Regions from separate parts of the Homo sapiens genome. Here region 2 is linked to region 1. A link is an interaction called in ENCODE POLR2A ChIA-PET data of the cell type or tissue named here. Cell type or tissue: GM12878. All regions are shown on one strand. Links, peaks and the distances in the headings refer to the core of each region. The heading gives the core; the rest is flanking DNA.

Evidence for each region. Peaks named below come from ENCODE experiments on the same cell type or tissue, not always from the same donor. Only the 100,000 strongest peaks of a DNase experiment are listed, where the experiment ranks them.
Region 2: POLR2A ChIA-PET joins it to region 1 with 8 read pairs; 1 of 35 experiments calls an interaction of 5 or more read pairs at or near these places.

Annotation. Positions count from the first base shown.
Region 1 is chr12:100,327,356-100,332,355 of GRCh38, forward strand. SCYL2 (SCY1 like pseudokinase 2) reads left to right here. Exons shown (of 18, transcript NM_017988.6): 13 at 1,846-1,964. Among named protein-coding and RNA genes, the nearest start is that of SLC17A8, 27 kb to the right of the region's middle. RefSeq lists an enhancer at 2,476-2,655 and a silencer at 3,381-3,602. In GM12878, for the core only: no CTCF peak of the experiment used is centred there; a DNase peak (open chromatin) is centred at 2,616; H3K27ac peaks cover 1,064 bases.
Region 2 is chr12:100,157,441-100,170,288 of GRCh38, forward strand. It overlaps the pseudogene GOLGA2P5 and the pseudogene RN7SL176P. Among named protein-coding and RNA genes, the nearest start is that of BLTP3B-DT, 21 kb to the left of the region's middle. RefSeq lists enhancers at 1-706, 5,762-6,494, 8,588-9,088. In GM12878, for the core only: a CTCF peak has its summit at 6,613; a DNase peak (open chromatin) is centred at 6,606.

The sequences.
Region 1 (5,000 bases), core at 1-5,000:
CAAATTACTAAGAAACTCTGAAATCATTTATATATAGTTAAAGTTATAGAAGTCCAATCTGAAAATGCCAGGGGTCTGCTGCACTAATAAAATAGGCATAGCTATAGAGTCACAAAAACATTTAACAGGTTCATTTTTTATTTAATTTAAGGTTGTTTGCTAATTTTTTTTTTTTTTGAGATGGAGTCTCATTCTGTCACCCAGGATGGAGTGCAGCGGTGCCATCTCAGCTCACTGCAACCTCCGCCTCCCGAGTTCAAGCAATTCTCTGCCTCAGCCTCCTGAGTAGCTGGGATTACAGGCACCTGCCACCACGCATGGCTAATTTTTTTGTATTTTTTGTAGAGACAGGGTTTCATCATCTTGGCCAGGCTGGTCTTGAACTCCTGACCTTGTGATCCACCTGCCTCGGCCTCCCAAAGTGCTGGGATTACCGCCTGGTTCTTTGTTAATTTTTAAGAAAAATTATATTATTCATCCATGTATTCTTAACACCTAATGTAGTGCTTGGCCTGCAGAAACTGCTCAGTAAATATTTGTGGGAATGGTTAGCAAGTATTTATTGTGGACCTCTATAGACATGGAAGGTACTCTAGGGATATCGCATGAATCTTTTGTGCAGAAAGAAGTTTGTCTTCTTGGCTGGATGCAGTGGCTGACACCTGTATTCCCAGCACTTTGGGAGGCCAAGGTGGGTAGATCACTTGAGCCCAGGAGTTCAGGACCAGCCTGAGCAACATGGCAAAACCCCATCTCTACTAGAAATACAATAATTAGCCAGGTGTGGTAGCATGCGCCTGTAGTCCCAGCTACTTGGGAGTCTGAGGTGGGAGAATCACATGAACCAGGGAGGTTGAGGCTGCAGGGACCCATGATCGTGTCACTGCATTCCAGCATGAGCAACAGGGCAAGACCCTGTCTTAAAAAAAAAGTCTTTTTGAGCAGGAGTTTGGCATAGTAGAAATTTGAGCCCTGGCTCTAATCCTGGCTCTGTCAGTTCTTGAGGTGACTTTGAAAAGTTTATTTATCCAATGAGGATGAGACTAACGTCATTTTAGGATTCTTGTGAGACTTCACTGAAACAAAGGGAAAGTAACAAGCATAGTGCTCAGCAAATAAGCATTTAGTAGGTGCCCAATAAAGTTACTCTTTGGGTATATAAGTCATGTGCACATTAACAGAATAATGGGGGATGGTATTTCACAAAGCTTTGGATTATATACAAAACACTTAGAACTCAAAAGCATTCAGAGAATGAGGCGGAAATGTACTCAGTTTACCAAATGAAGGCTTTGTGGATAGATGTAACAAGTGGGGTCTTGAAGATTGAGTAAATAGGTGAGACAATAGGGAAGGATTTTGTGGAATTGAATTCAGTTATTAAATTTCAAACATGTTGAGTTTGATTTGCTGAAGAAGTGAATAAAGGTGTAGGACTTATATTTTGACTGTACCTATACTATACCCTTTGAAATAGATGCCTTGAGTATGATTTCTGAAATATATATTTAGATGTTTCAGAATAGAAGGCCATTCTGTAACCTTACTGCTGCACAATAAGAATTGAACCTGGTTCTGATAAGCTTCTTATGTTATGCTATCATTAAATGTACTCCTAAACCAAAAGAACACAGGATAAATATGTCATGGTGTTTAAATCTGGCCTGATGATAAAGGCTGAAATCATTCTGATTCATATGTAAGAACATCATTATTCTAGGCATTGATTGGGAAAAACTTGTACTACACAGATTATCAAGGGATTTCGTATACATATATTATTTTCATGATTTCTATGAATTTATGGTGTTAACTTATAAAATTTGTCACATTCTTTTCTATCAGGTATTTACAAATGTACTTTTACTCATAAGAAGTTGGGAATCACCAAAGAGCAGCTGGCCGGAAAAGTGTTGCCTCATCTTATTCCCCTGAGTATTGAAAACAATCTTAATCTTAATCAGGTAGGAGTATTTTTGTGCTTTATTCATTTTATTCAGCTTACTTTTTTCTTGGCATTAGATATATAAATATATTACAAAGATTGGTTAAAAAAAAAAGGGTGAGGGGAGAATATGCCACAGAACTAAATGAAGAAAGTTTGTGGGTGGAAGGATAGATTGTTAAAGACGTCATTGGTAAATAGTAAATGAGCAGGATGTTGAGAAATATGTAGGATTTGGGACTACTTTAAATTTGGGGCTGGGAAATTGACATGAATGAAGAACAAAGTTATAGAATGTGTTTGGGGAGTATATTCATTATTTATTGATTGCTACAGAACAAATCACCACAAACTTAAGGGTTTAAAGCAACACACATTTATTATCTCACAGCTTCTGTGGGTCAGGCCAGAACATGGCTTAGCTGGATTCCCTGCTCAGGGTTTCTCACAGTGCTGTAGTAAAGGACTTGGGGCTCGTTCAAGGCCCAGCTATGGAGTGATCTACTTCTAAGCGCACTTACGTGGTTGTTGGCAAGATTCAGTTGCTTTTGGGCTGTTGTACTTAGGGCCTCCATTCTTAGCTATTAGCTGGATGCCACTGTCAGTTCCTAGCCACATGGGACTTTCCAACATGGCAACTTGTTTCATCAAAGCCTGCAAAAGAGAGTCTGCTAGCAAGACTGAAATTATAGTCCCTTGTAATCAAGGAAGTGATACCCCATCACCTGTGCCATAGTCTGTTGCTTTAGAAACAAGTCACAGGTTCAGCCCACACTCAAAGATAGGGGATTCCACAAGGGCATGAATGGCAGGAGGAGGAGATAATTGGGAACCATTTTAAGAGTCTATATATCACTGGGAAGGAATAATTCAATTTGATTGGCAGATATATATAATACAGTAGGAGAATAATGGGAGAAAGATAAATTGAGACTAGAATAGGTAGACTTTAAATGCCTGTCTGGTTTAGGTATTTGAACTTTCAAGGTGTGGTAAATGTTTGAGTAAAGGAATAATGTGTCCAAAGATTATTATGGAATTGTCTCTCTGCATACCTCTATCGCTGTTTGTCACAGCTGTGTTCTTATGTGACTGATTCTTCCTGAAGATTAGAAACTCCTCAAAGACTGGTTATTAGAGCTTATTCTTCATTATAGCCCCAGCACTTAGTGCAATGACAGAAGCAAAAATATTAATTGAATTGAGAGAAAATTGAGATATAGAGACGAGTCATTTTTGTTCACAACAGAACTAGTATTTAATGAAATATAATGGAAAAGACTGAGTTGGGTTACTGTTTAACTGAGAGCATCAGAGATGGATAGGCAGGGAGGATTTAGAACTGAGAGTGAATTACAGCAATGAGGGAAGCAGAAAGCTGGAAGTTGAGAGCGTTTGGCATTGGGGAGAGTGCTGAGTGAGCAGAGTTTTGGAGGTAGAGAAATTTATAAAACTAATCAGAATGAACATTTCATTTGAAGTAATAGGGTAAGCCTCTGAAAATTTGTTCCTAGGTTTTAATTTTTTTTCTTTTTTTTTTTTTTTTGAGATGGAGTCTCGCCCTGTCACTCAGACTGGAGTGCAGTGGAGCAATCTCATCTCACTGCAACCTCCGCCTTCTTGGTTCAAGCAATTCTCATGCCTCAGCCTCCTGAATACCTGGGATTACAGGCATGAGGCACCATGCCTGGCTAATTTTTGTAGTTTTAGCAGAGACAGGTTTTCACCATGTTCCAGGATGGTCTCAGACTCCGATCTCAAGTGATCTGCTTGCCTCGGCCTCCCAAAGTGCTGGGATTACAGGCATGAGCCACCATGCCTGGCCCCCTAGATTTTAATTTTTGGTTTGGTAATTTCTTCATATCTTGGATAGCAGAGTTGAGGTTAGGGTGGGCAAGAAGGGAGACAGTGAGTATTGGGGAGGAATAGGATAATATGCCTAAAACAGCCTTCAGCTTTTTGTCATTTCTGTTCTTAGTTCTCATGTTTCTGATTTAGAGTTTTTAAATATTCCCAAATGCTTATTTTAGGATATATAGGCTCACTCCTGTCATCCCAGCACTTTGGGAGGGAAGGGTAGGTGGATCACTTGAGCTCAGGAGTTTGAGACCAGCCTGGGCAACATGGTGAAACCCCTTCTCTACAAAAATACAAAAATTAGCCAGGTGTGGTGGTGTGCGCCTGTAGTCCCAGCTACCAGAGGGAGCTGAGGTAGGAGGATTGCTTGAGCCTGGGAGGTGAAGGTTGCAGTGATTTGAGATTGCACCACTGCACTCCAGCCTGGATGACAAAGCAAGACCCTGTCTCTAATTCTGTTTGAAATGTTGTGTTAATTTACTTCAGCTTAGTGGGTTTTTTTTGGGGTGGGGGGAGTGGCTATTTTCATCAACAAATATTTTGATTCATATCTTCTTGTATTTTACAGTAGTTTAGCATGGATGTGGTCTGCCTTCCCATTTGTTTCATGGTCAGTGTTTCTCATTTAAGACTGCCTTCTTAGTTCCTTTCTGATTTAAGATGATTTAAATCTATTATACATTAAGTGACAAAGATAAGTAACTTAGGAAAATACATTTTCAGCATTTGAATAAAAAACAGCAAATGCCCTGCAGCAGTACACTGAATAATCAATCAGTTGTGTTTGAGGGGGGTTTCTAAGACCACCCCCAGAATGGATGATTCAGTAGGAGGACTCAGGACTCAGCATATAGTTATGCCCAGGCTGTGCTCTACTATGGTGAAAAGATATAAAGCAAAATCAGGAAAGGGAAAAGGTTCATAGGACAAAGTCTAGGGAAACCAGGCACAAGCTTCTAGAGTCTTTTCCCAGTGAAATCACGCAGGATTCCCCTTGTAATGAATTGTGGTTATACATGTGAAATGTTGCCAACCAGGGAAACTTATTAGAGACTCAGTGTCCAGAGTTTTCAATGAGGTCTGATCAAGTAACACCCTCTGCCTGGCATGTACTCAAATTCCAAACTCCCAGAAGGAAGGCAGGTGTACAGCATAGAACATATTCTTTGTACAAACAGTTTAGGCAAGTAAACCACTG
Region 2 (12,848 bases), core at 4,484-9,483, 170 kb before region 1:
CGGCTCTGGAGCCAAAATAATGGGGTCACATTAAGGCAGCGACCTTCCTGCCCCAACCCTTCTTGGCCCATGCCAGGAAAGACTCACCCACAGCTTCTCCATGGCCCCCTGCAGGGCCTGGTGGGTCTCCCCACACATGGGATCACCCCCAGTTCTTGGGGCTGGGGCTGCTGCCTCAGGTTCCTTCTGGGCCGAGGCCAACAGATGAGCCAGGCGCTGGCAGTGCACTCCTTCAGCTGCCCACATAGCCGTGCCTGCTCCTCCTCGGCACTAGCTACAGCTGAGTTGAAAAATGCCACCTGCAGGCAAGAGGTACGCATTCTTATGGGGGATACACAGGATGAACGGGGCAGGGAGGTGGAGAGCAGGCCTTGCCTTGGGGGGCCTCAGAGGATGCACCTGTTAGTCACAGGTGAAATGGTGTCTGACCACTGGCTCCCAGGGAAGGGGTGAGGGACCAGAGAAATCAGAAGGCCAGGAACCCAAGAGCAGAAGGGGGTCTGGGAGGGACCACAGAGGGAGGCAGCAAAGGTGGGGCAGGGGGAGTCAGGCTCACCATGGCCTTCTGGCTCTCTAGATCCTCCGGGATGCTTGGCATGGGCTGAGGCACCTCCTCCTCCTCCTCACTGTCCATCTCCTGTTGGGGGTGGCCAGAGAGGTCCTCAGACAACCCAACAAGGGCAGAGTGGGCCCACCTCTGCCCCCACCCTCACTGTGTAACCCTAGGCCAGCCCCTCCCTAGTGGGGAATGAGCAGCTGTTCTTTATTTTGAAACAGTCTCATTCTATCATCCAGGCTGGAGTGCAGTGGCATGATCTGAGCTCACTGAAACCTCTGCCTCCTGGGTTCAAGCAATTCTCTGCCTCAGCCTCCCGAGTGGCTGGGATTATAGGCGCCCGCCACCACACCCGGCTAATTTTTGTGTTTTCAGTAGAGACGGGGTTTCACCATCTTGGCCAGGTCGGTCTTGATTGAACTCCTGACCTCGTGATCCACCCACCTCAGGCTCCCAAAGTGCTGAGATTACAGGCATGAGCCACCGTGCCCGGCCTCTTTATTTTTTAAAGAGCCAAGATCTTGCTATGTTGCCCAGGTGCAGTCCCACTACCAATAGGCATGGGAGTTCCGACCTGCTCCATTTCTGACCTGGGCCAGTTCACCCACCCTTAGGCAACCTAACCTGGTGGTCCCCTGCTCCCAGAAGGTCACCATATTGGTGCCAAACTTAGTGTGGACACCTGGTTGGCATAATGACCAGCTGTTCTAAAAGTCTGTTTCAGCTCCTCAATCCTATGCTGCTAACAGTTCCCGTTTCCTCCTGGGGCTCTCTCCTCTTCCTGTGAGCAGTCTCCGGTACCTTCCCCAGGGAGAGCCATGAGGCTCAACTGGGCCTGAGGCTGCTGGTTCTGCTGGCTGATAGCTTCCAGGTGCTCCTAAGGGGCCAAGAAAGGGAGTGAGAAGGCACAAAGGTTGCCAGGTCGTTACCCTCAGGGCCCTGCCCTGAGCAACTCCCTCACCTGGGTCTCCCGCAACTCTTGGCAGCCCATCTTGGCCACAGCTTTGCTTTGAGCTTTCTGCTGCTGCAGCCGGTCCACGAGCTGGGTCTGCAGCAGTAACTGGTTGTGCAGCTCCTCCTCCTCAGAGGTCAGCTGCTGATAGGTGACCACCTGCTGCTGATAGGTGGCCACATACTGCTGCAGATGACCCAGGTACTGGTCCTGCTGCTGCTGCAGACTCTGAGCCTCCTGGCTCTTCAGCTCCACCTGCAGAAAGACCCTGGGCATGAGGGCAGGTGGTGGCTGGCCCATAAATAGGGTAGCAAGGTCACTGTGTGGCTCTGTTGCCTACCCAGGCCCCTGGCCCCTTGGCTCCAGGCCTAAATGACTGCCTCCCTTTCCCAGAGTCCCATGCCTCCTTCCCCAGCTGCAGGGGTCTGTCCTGCAGACCCCAGCCGCACAGCAGATGAATAACATACTCACACCGATATTCAGTGACAGAGCAGCTAAGGGGCCGGGCCATGCACAGAAAGAGTTGTGGCGGCCACAGGCCTTAACTGGCTGGCCCTCATGGCATTTATTCAGCACAGACTTAATGACAAAGGCTTTGAGTCAACACACCTGTGGGTAATTAACTCCCCCTGCCCCCAGGTAGAGAGCAATCATGCACCTGCGGATAATCAAAGGTTGGTCTTAGGACCACATGAGTAAACAAGCTATTCAGATAAACTCCCCCACATTCCCATGTTATTTGCTCTATTGCTATCAACTCAAGGTAAAGGGGATTAGAGGTAAAAAGGATTTCAGCCAAATCCTTTACTGAAGCTATGCAAACCTTCTGGCCTTCCAAGAAGGTTTGTGTCTATATCCTGTAACTTCATCTTACAATTTTCCAACCACACTGACTGATCCCCTAAATCTCCCCATTTTCTGTTTTTTTTGCATTCAGTCTTGTTCATTGGAGAGTACAGGTGTGCGCAGCAACAGGTCTGTCAGGCATGGTGGTCATTGCTCTTATTCCGGCTTTGCATCCTAAAATTAGTAAATAACATAAGACAAACATGAGTATAATTAGCAACATTCTTTTCTAATCAAGGAGTGACCCACCACCCCCCGCCCCCAGGAGCGGTGGTCTATCCAGGAGAGATAATCTCACACACCCTTCCATATGGCTGTTTGTTGGGTGTGTAGATCTACAGTTTGAAGGGATTCTAAAATTGTATTTTTAAGTTGCCTTATGTCTGCTGTTAAATTGTCATGAAAGGTTCCCCAGAGGTGTTGTTTCACCTCATCCCAACTATGCATTGACTGATTCCATGGTAGAGAAGTGACACAGATATGTTTATGCTCCCAGTCACAGTTTAATTGCTGTTGGAATGCCAGTGCATCTTGTCGCTCCCCCACATATTCCAAAGGCAGCCTCGAGGGCTTGCAGATGTGCAAGAATCTTTTGATCTATACCTTGCTGTAAGAGAAGTTCATTAGAAACATTTCTGGCCAAATTATCTACAAAAGCAGCTGTTTGTACTGATTCAGTAATAGATGCTACAGCCACACTAGCAGTTGCTAGGATGACTATGGCTGAGACTATGAAGGCTGTAAGTGTGCCTATGAATCTTTCGGGTCTGACCTGGGACAGGGCACGATCTAAAGTGGGAAGGGAAGAGGAACCTTGCCAACCGCATGTCAAATTGACTGGTGGGAATGCCTCAGATTGTCTCCTTAATACCACGACTCTAGTAATATTTATAATTAGATATATTGTAATTAGTAATACATGAGGTGAACCAAGGCTGTCCCTGCACCTGGGTCACAAACATGGAGTTTTGGGGTATAACAGAAATATTAGTTCCCACAAGGAAAACATATGGATGGGTAGTGCAAATCAGGCACTGATCAGTGTGATTATGAATAAAGGTTGTAGTATAGTTGTGACTGGAATTATGATATGTCCAATGCCAGGTGTCAAAGGAGGTGCTAAGATGTCCCAGGCACCACAAAGTGTCTTGGGGTGGCATGGACTTTACTTGGGGTCTGGAATATCCTATCCCCCCATAGGCCCAAATCATAGGGGAATGGGACGTGGCTATGAAACTGTGATTGGTGCCATGATGGATGAGGACATTAGTAAGGCTGCCCTGCAAGTGGCTGTGGGGGCTCCAGTCTAAGATGTTATAATTGCCTAACTGGAGCATATGGGCTTATTCCCCATGACAGACCTCCCAGCTAAAGTGGAATCCATTACTTTCCCGGCTTTGTTCTTTAACACAGGAAGGAATGTTTGGGAAAGTGGCATTGATTGCATCGCCCGGTTTGAGGCTACCTGCAGCTAGGAATGTTAAGGCATCTCCTTTGCCATGATGTAGCCATAATTGTGTTTGGGCAGGTACACAGGGTTAGAACCTTTATAACTTACACACAGTGGGAGGATAGTGGAATGATATGTAGTGTTACCTGGCACCTTAGTTTAATGTGTGCCATTAATGAGGGACCCCACTGGGGGTAAATCTATCCCTCCTAGCCAAGCAGTTATGTTATTAAAGGCTGAGAAGGAGGTGTCTGCCCAGGTGACAGGGTGAAAGAAAGGTGGATCTAAAATATGAGCCCAATAGAGTGCACCAGGTACAGGTTGCAGACAAAGCAAGAGCATATGAAGTATCAATACCCTATGCGAGTTGCAATGTACAACAGAGAGCATAGCAAGCAACAAATTATCTGGAGTGAATGGTGTCTGTGTCTGGAGCAGGATTCATTCAGCCTCCTCAGTTGCCGCCTTCAGCATCCCCCAGGTAATGTCCAGAGCTTGTTGCCGTCCGAGGACACTGCATTATCCAGGGTTGTGAGTCCTGTAGGGTCAGTTCCTTCATTTCTAGGTTGGGTCCTAGTCACGTCATGGTATGGTTTGATGCGTCGTGCTGGAATCCAAAGAGGACCTGAGGGGGTGTGAACACAAGCATATCCTCTTCCCCAAGTTAACAATTCATTTGGACCACATCATACATTACTGTTCACATATTTCCATAAAACTGCAGTTTTATGTCTTGAGAGGTTTTAGCAAAGTGCTTTTCTACAATGGACTGAAATTTGTCATCTAAATTTTAAAAATTAAGGGTAAATAAGGCTTGTGCCAATAATGCTGCAGGGTCCTTACCCATACTCCCCTTTTTTGTTTTTTGAGCATATTTTTAAGGGTGGAGTGGGCACATTCTACTATGGCTTGTCCTTGGGGGTTATACGGGATGCCTGTGGAATGTTGGATGTTCCACATGTGACAAAATTGTTGAAATTGTGAGCTGGCATAAGCTAGATCATTATTAGTTTTAATTTTTGTGGGTTGCCCCATAAATGCAAAAGTTAAAAGAAGATGTTTAGTGACATATCCAGTAGACTCTCCAGGAAGGGCATTTGCACTAATTAAATCAATGGATACATGTACGTATCTAAGTTTTCCAAATTCAGGGATGTGTGTAACGTCTGTTTGCCATAACTTATTAGGTTCCCATCCTCTAGGGTTGAAGGAGGGTATGTGCCTGTGAGCTGGCAATCTCGGCATTGCAGGATAATTTGTTTAGCCAGCCTCTGGGTAAGTTGAAATTGTTTAGACAAGTTTCTCCAGTTTTGGTGGAAAAATTGATGCGATTGTGTGGCTTGGTCAAGCACTGATGTCATAACCTGAAGGTCTGCTTCATCATTGCCATAAGCCAGTGGGCCAGGCAGTCAGCTGTGGCCCTGAATATAATAAAAATAGGATGTGTACACTGATCTAGCAATTGCTGAAGTCAAAGAGCACACAGGGTGGGCTCCAGAGTGGACTTAATTAGGGCTGTCTCAAGGTTCTGCAGTAAATAAACAGAGTAAGCCAAGTAACTAACAATATTGAGGGGCTGAGTGGAAAAAGTTTCCAAAGCCAATATCAAGGCCCCACCCTCAGCTCTCTGAGTGTTAGTAAATCCAGATCGATTGATGGAATTATGTGGTCTCCACCAGACTGCCACTTTTCCATGTTTACTAGAACCATCCGTAAACAGTGTTAAAGCATTAGGTATGGGGGAGTGAACTATCGGTGGCCTGAATATATGACTTTACTGATTAACTGGATATAGGGAGATAGTGTTTTGGTCTCGGTATGTGAGCAAAAAATCCATTCTAGAAAGCATAGCTCTGGGGCCATTTGTCCTATTAACCCTGTAGGGGAGTGTTTAGTGGGGAAAATAAAAATAAACAATTGAACAGAATATTCTGGATCTATGAGATTTAGTTGTCTTTGAGAAATAGCCTGTTCTATTTCTTCCATCTTTTTTTTTTTTTTTTTTTTTTTTTTGCTGCAGGGGTTAAATATCTGGGAGAATCCAGGGCTGTGTTACCCTTTAAGATAGAAAACAGGTTTTGCAGCTTATAAGTAGGAATGCCCAAGGTGGGGTGAAGCCAGTTAAAATTACCTAGTAATTTCTGATAATCATTTAAGGTGTGTAAGTTGCTAGTATTTAATTTAACCTTTTGAGGTCTTACTGACCAGGAAGTATGTACCCAAGATACTTCCAAGGAGAGGACATTTGTGCTTTTTCAGGTGCAATGATTAAACCACTTAGCTGTGCATTCTTTATGACAGAGGTATATAAACTTAAAAGCACTGGCTCCACTGGGGCTGCTAGTAGAATATCATCCATAAAATGAATAACCTTGCAATGAGGAAATTCTTTTCTACTGGGGAACAAAGCTTGATTTACATGATACTGACACATGGCAGCACTGTTTAGCATTCCTTGAGGAAGCACTTTCCAATGAAATCGGCAAGCTGACCTTTCAATATTGATAGCTGGTATTGTAAATGCAAATTTTTCTGTCTTGCTTTGCCAGGGGAATAGTGTAAAAGCAACAGTGGCCATTATTAGAAAGAGGTGTTTTAAATTCTTAAATTGTACTTAAATCTTAGCAGAGAATTATAATCTGGGATGTCGCTTGTATACAAGGAACACATGAAATTTTGCCATGGGCCACCCGCGGAGCCAGAGAGTCTAGCCGGCGGGTCCCGGGGCGGCGGTCATGTTGCGCTTGCTCAGGCGCTGCTTTTTGTCTGTGCCACCTTTTGTCTGTGCTGCTCCCTCACCCTGCTGCCGCTGGGCGGACCTTCGTGCACGCCTCCTGCCCCTCCCTATCAGGCCAGCTCTGGTGTGCTGCGCCTGGCTCCTTGTCACTGCTGCCTCTGTGCAGGCTGAGTTCCTGGAAGCACTTGCTGGCTCCAGGTCTGCGAGCTTCCTTTGCTGCCAAGTATTTCCTTCTGCCTACCACCCATTTGGCCACGCGGTTTCAGCCTCTAATGCTTTTTCTTAACTTTTTATAAATGTTAAAAGAAATGGGTTTATATACCCAATTGCCCTGTCAATCTTGTATTACCAGGCAGGCTAAGAGCTCCCCACTTAATGCCTCTTGCCTAAGAAAGGGTCCCATAGCTGTAGCATAGCTCTTGTCTTTTTTCCTATTTATTGGAGGAGGGGGCTCAGGCAAAACCTCCATTTCCTCTTTGTTATTTTGGCCTGGCGATATTGGGGCTGAGGGAAAAGGAGGTGGTAAAGCAGGTGACGGTTCCTCCTCCTTCCCCTTTTTAGGCTCTTCTGTGTATAATGGAGCCAGGGCTGCCCTGACTAAGGCCCATAGCATTAAAGATGATACTGGGACCCATTGCCCTTGCACATGATGCTGATTAAGATTTCTCCCCACTTGTTCCCAGAGCTCTACGTCTAGCGTTCCTTTTTCTGGGAACTATGGGTTATGTGAGACAACAGTTTGCATTAGGTCCCTTAATTGAGCCTGTGAAAATGAGGCTCCACTAGTTTTAAGCAGCTGCTTCAATACTTTTATATACTGTTCCTGTTGAGCTGATAACTGTTGTCCCATGATGAAACCCTAGCCTGAACAATCCCCGCCAAACTTGGAAATTCCGAGCGGGCATCAATGACTTACTGACTTATTGACTGTGCAGTTCTTTTCACCTTTGTTTTCGAGGGGTCCGTTGTGATCCTTCACAGTGTGCCTCACGCGGGACACCACTTGCAGGGGTCTGTCCTGCAAACCCCAGTTGCACGGCAGATGAATAACATACTCAGACACCAATATTCAGTGACAGAGCAGCTAAGGGGCCACACCACGCACAAAAAGAGTTGTGCACCTTGACTAGCTGGCCCTGACGGCATTTATTCAGCATAGATTTAATGACAGAGGCTTTGAGTCAACACACCTGTGGGTAATTAAATTTGCCGACCACCGAGTAGAGAGCAATCATGCACCCGTGGATAATCAAAGGTTGGTCTTAGGACCACATGAGTAAACAAGCTATTCAATAAACTCCCCCACGTTCCCATGTTATTTGCTCTATTGCTATCAACTCAAGGTAAAGGGGATTACGCTGCTTTCAGCCAAATCCTTTATTGAAGCTATGCAGACTTTCTGGCCTTCCAGGAAGGTTTGTGTCTATATCCTATAACTTCATCTTACAATTTTTCCAACTACACTGACTGATCCCTTACAACCAGCCTTAAATCTCACACCCTTCCTCCCACCATTTAAACTAGGCCACAGACTGATGGAAAAGCAGAGGGAGCCAACCACCATCTGCTAACTGTGCTACATGCCTAATGCTTTCCACGTATTATCTCATTTAATCCTCAGCACCTCCAAGAGGAAGGTGCTAACTTCCCTTTTAAGTTAAAGAAACCGAGACTTAGAGATGAAAAGTAGGTGACCAGTGGAGCCAAGGCCGGAATCTAGTTTGACTCTAAGGAACCTCTTATACCACCATCTCTTTCCCTATGTTTGGGAGGCTCCATGACTCCAGCTGGGATGATGATGTCCAGACCTAGGAAGAACGAACCCACCACTAAATGTCAGAGGGCGGGAAGCAAGAAACAGTCACAGGACTGCCCTGGAGGGTGCTGGGGTCACCTGTCCCCCAGGCTGGAGCTGCCTCTGGCTTCACACCTCCCCTCCCCAGAGGCTGGTGCCCGCCTTCCAGCTCTTCTTGGATGGGGCAGGGTTACCATGTCCTTTAGCTTGCCCAGCTTCTTTCCCAGCTCCCTCTTTACGTGCTATTCCAACTGCAGTGCACTGGTGATCTCCATGTTCTCATTAGTCTGGACAGAGAGAAGCAATTGGCGGCCACCCACTGCAGCTGGAGACCCCAGAACTTGGTGTCTGCCTCCCGTGGCACCTGGAAGGGTGGAGGCAGGTTAGAAAAATCATTCCCTCTTCCCCACAGCCATCAGAGCAGGGCTCTGGTTCACAGGTACCTTCAGAATTACCATCTCACATTAGGGGTACACTGCCTCATTTTATGGGTGGGAAAACAAAGGCCGGGAGTGCTAGGGAGGAGAGCAGGCTTTCCAGATGGGGTCACGCACCAGCTTTATGAATCCGTTCTGCAGCGGAGACAGCTGCTCTTTGAGCTTGTGGTTCTGGGTGAGCACGTGGCTGATGGTGGTGCATTTGTTCTGCATGGTCTCCAGGATTTGCCTGCGTGACTCTGCCTGCTCCCGCAAGAGCTCGGCCACCTGCTCCAGCTCCAGCAGCCTCTCCTCCTACTCCTGGTTCGGGTGACTGAAGCCCTCAGTGTCTTGCTCCTGGGCTCGGAGCTGCCAGACTCTCCAGCTCCTTCTGCAGGTGGTCAGCCTCTGCTTGTAGCTGCTGCTCCACCTTGGAGGGCCCTGCTGGGAGTTCCAGGGGCAGGGGTTCAGGTAAGAAGGGAAGCAGACAGTAAGGGCCTCTCGATTCTCAAAAAAACCCTCCTCTTGGTCCACAGCTCCTCTCAGGCTCCCCAAACTTGGCCTCCCTGCTAATGATTCCTTGCACCCGGATATTAGCCAATCTTCCAAGCCACTTTGTGATAGAGACAACTGTGGATGGCTGACAATGGACACGCTTCCCTCTTTGCTGATGGGGACACTGATTCTCATGGAGATTACCAGACTTGCCAACTCCTGGCACAGACCTCTCTCCCTCTGCCCCAGACCTCTCTCCCTCTGCCCCAAAGCCCTCCATCCACCCACCTCCCTGGAGCATTCTAAGCCACCCCCACAGCCCTCTGACACCAGTCCTGCTCCCAGGTCACCACAGCCCCCGCTTACCCATCTGGTTACTCACTTCAGCCAAGCTCATCTACTGTTCTTATACCCAACTCATGCTATCCTCCTTCTCCTCTCTCAATGTGCACACCTGCCCAAAATACAGAGGGAAAGGGCACTGAAGAGAAGGGCTGGTGGCTGGATAGGCTACCATCTCCCTCTCTGACCTTGCCTTCACACAGCCCAGACCCATGACCAACTCTGGCTATAGTCTTCCCATTTTACAGATGCCTAGAAAGATCAAGTGATCTATCTAAGGTGGGGGGCTGAAGGGTCAGGTCTCACCTGCTCCGACATCTGTTGCTTCCTCTGACACCACATGGCCCTCCCTCCTTTCAGATTTTCAGCATACGTATCTCTCTCCGTTTGTAGTTATCTAACTGACTCCATTACCTTAAAGAATGGGTACAAAAGTTACAAAGGGCTGTCACTGGTCCTCACCTGCTCCTGGCCACCTGGGGTCATCTTCCTTCCACATCCCTCCCCTGCAAAGCTTCACCTGCCCTAGATGTGCTTTCAGCTGTGCCCGCTCCTCCATGGCCTGCGGTAACTGCTGTTTCGCATCAGGGGCTTCACAGTGCCTTGAAAACTGGATGGTGAAGAGTGAGAAGTTTAGATTTGGGGAGCCTGGGCCGTTCCACACAGTGCACCTTAAAAGGGCTAGGGCTAGGCTTAATGTACAACTCAGTCAATACGACTCTGCTGTCAAGTTTCTTTGCTTTAGAAATAAAAAATTAAATAATTTTAAAAAGATCTCAGGCTGGGCATGGTGGCTCACGCCTGAATCCCAACACTTTGGGAGGCTGAGGGAGGTGGATCACTTGAGCTCAGGAGTTCAAAACCAGCCTGGGCAACATGGTGAAGCCCCATCTCTACAAATACAAAAATTAACCAGGCGTGGTGGTGTGCACCTATGGTCCCAGCTACTTGAGAAGCTGAGGCAGGAGGAGCGCTTGAGCCTGAGAGGTAGAGACTACAGTGAGCCGAGATCACACCACTGCACTGCAGCCTGGGTGACAGAGAGAGACCCCATTTCAAATAAAAAAAATCTCTACTCTCTATTATTACCCATGGAATAGTGAAAGTGTTGGCTTGAACGTCAGATGGAAGTATACAGACTCATTAGCTAGCCATACAAATGTAATTTATAAAATAATGGTTTTCATCTATGATGCTTTAAAAAAAAATTTTTTTTTAAGCCCTAACCCTGAGATTCTGATTACCCAGGACTATGGTAGGGCCCCAATTTGTAGATTTTTAGCACTCTCTAGAGGATTCTATGGTAGGATCAGAACAAGGACCCAAATTTTCCAACGCTTGGCTAGAGCCTCCCCATACCCCACATGATCCCTAGACCATGGCCCCAGCTGGATGGGGCTCCAACCACCCCCGGAGCCGCACCCCCTAGCCTGTTGAAGCAGGAGTGCCATCATTTGTAATTTCTTTTGCGGCTCTTCTAAAATAAGCTGCATGCCAGCCTTCTCAGTCACCAGGACTTGAAGCTTCTCTTCCAATTCTGATTTCTCCTGCTTCAGGTCCTCATTGCTTCGGTTATGGCCAGAAGCAGTAGAGAAAGGAATGAACTAAGAACAGAAAGGACTGCTTTAGTGATCAACCCTGCACCCTTGCCTAACCAACACAGAACCGCGGCATTGGAAGGAACCCTAGGAATCCAAAGTCACAGATGGCAGGCCCAAGAGAAGGCATGAGTTGCCCAAGGCTACACCATGAGTCACCAGCACTACAGCTTAACTGTGCACATATGCAAACCTGTATGACCACCTCACCATGCTTACCTGTACCCCCCAACCTCCCAGCACATCACCCATGCTAAGGGCCCCCAGACCTCCCATCCCACCTTCCCCCATGCTACCTGTTCTTGTATAACTCCAGCCTGAGGGCGTCTCTCTCTTTGGTTAACTCCTTGTTGTACGGCAAATACAGACCAAGGTTAAGTCAGGATATAGCAGGCAGAGGAGCAGTTGGCCGACCGGTAACAATAGCTACAGTAACTATTCCACAGTAATACTTCCTCACTCTGAATCACACTTGACATTTTTTCAAGGCATTTCCAAGCCCATGGTCTCATTTGTTTTTTTTTTTGTTGTTGTTTGTTTGTTTGTTTTGAGATGGAGTCCAGCTCCGTCACCTAGGTGGAAATGCAGTGTCATGATCTCAGCTCACTGCAACCTCGGCCTCCCAGGTTCAAGCGATTCTCCTGCCTCAGCCTCCTGAGTAGCTGGAATTTACAGGTGCCCACCACCACACCCAGCTAATTTTTGTATTTTTAGTAGAGATAGGGTTTCACTGTGTTGGCCAGGCTAGTCTCAAACTCCTGACCTCATGATTCGCCCGCCTAGGCCTCCCAAAGTGCGGGATTCCAAGTATGAGCCACCGCGCCCAGTCAGTCTCATTTGTTTTTAAAAGAACTTAGTAAGCGTGAAGGGACAGGGAAAGAGATTGAATTTACAGCTGGCTAACAGAGGCCCAGAGGGATTACGTAATATTGCTATTGTTTTACCGTTATTACTACCACGGTTTGAACCTTTATTGAGTGCTTCACCAGCCACCATGCTAACAATCCCATTTAATCCTCACAACCACCATGTGAGACAACTACTATTATTACCTCTATTGTGTCAACAAAAAACATGGGGCATTAGAGGTTAAGTGCTTGCCTAAGATCACTCAGACAGAGCTGGGATTTGAAACCCCAGGTATATCTGATTCTCCAAGCCCATTTGTTCACTGGGGGTGGGGGCACAGACAGGAATGGGGAAATCAATTTCTTGTTCACTTTTTGAAAGGATGATGCATTCACATAGTCCAAAGCTCAGAAGGTACAGAAGGGAAATATCGCCCAGCCACCCTGTTCCTCTCTCCTGAGTTTTTTGTGTTTTATTTATTTATTATTTTACTTTAAGTTCTGGGATACATGTGCTGAATGTGCAGGTTTGTTACATAGGTATACATGTGCCATGGTGGTTTGCTGCACCTATCAACCCGTCATCTAGGTTTTATGCCCCGCATGCATTAGGTATTTGTCCTAATGCTCTCCCGCCCCTTTCCCACTAACACCCTCCTGAGTTTATGAATCCTTGCAGATATGTTTTATGTATATGATCATAGTATGTATGTAGACACACACACACACACACACGTTCCCTCTCTCTACACAAATGGTAACATACTAAAGATACTCTTCTGTACCTTCACAGTACAAGTACCATATTCCCCA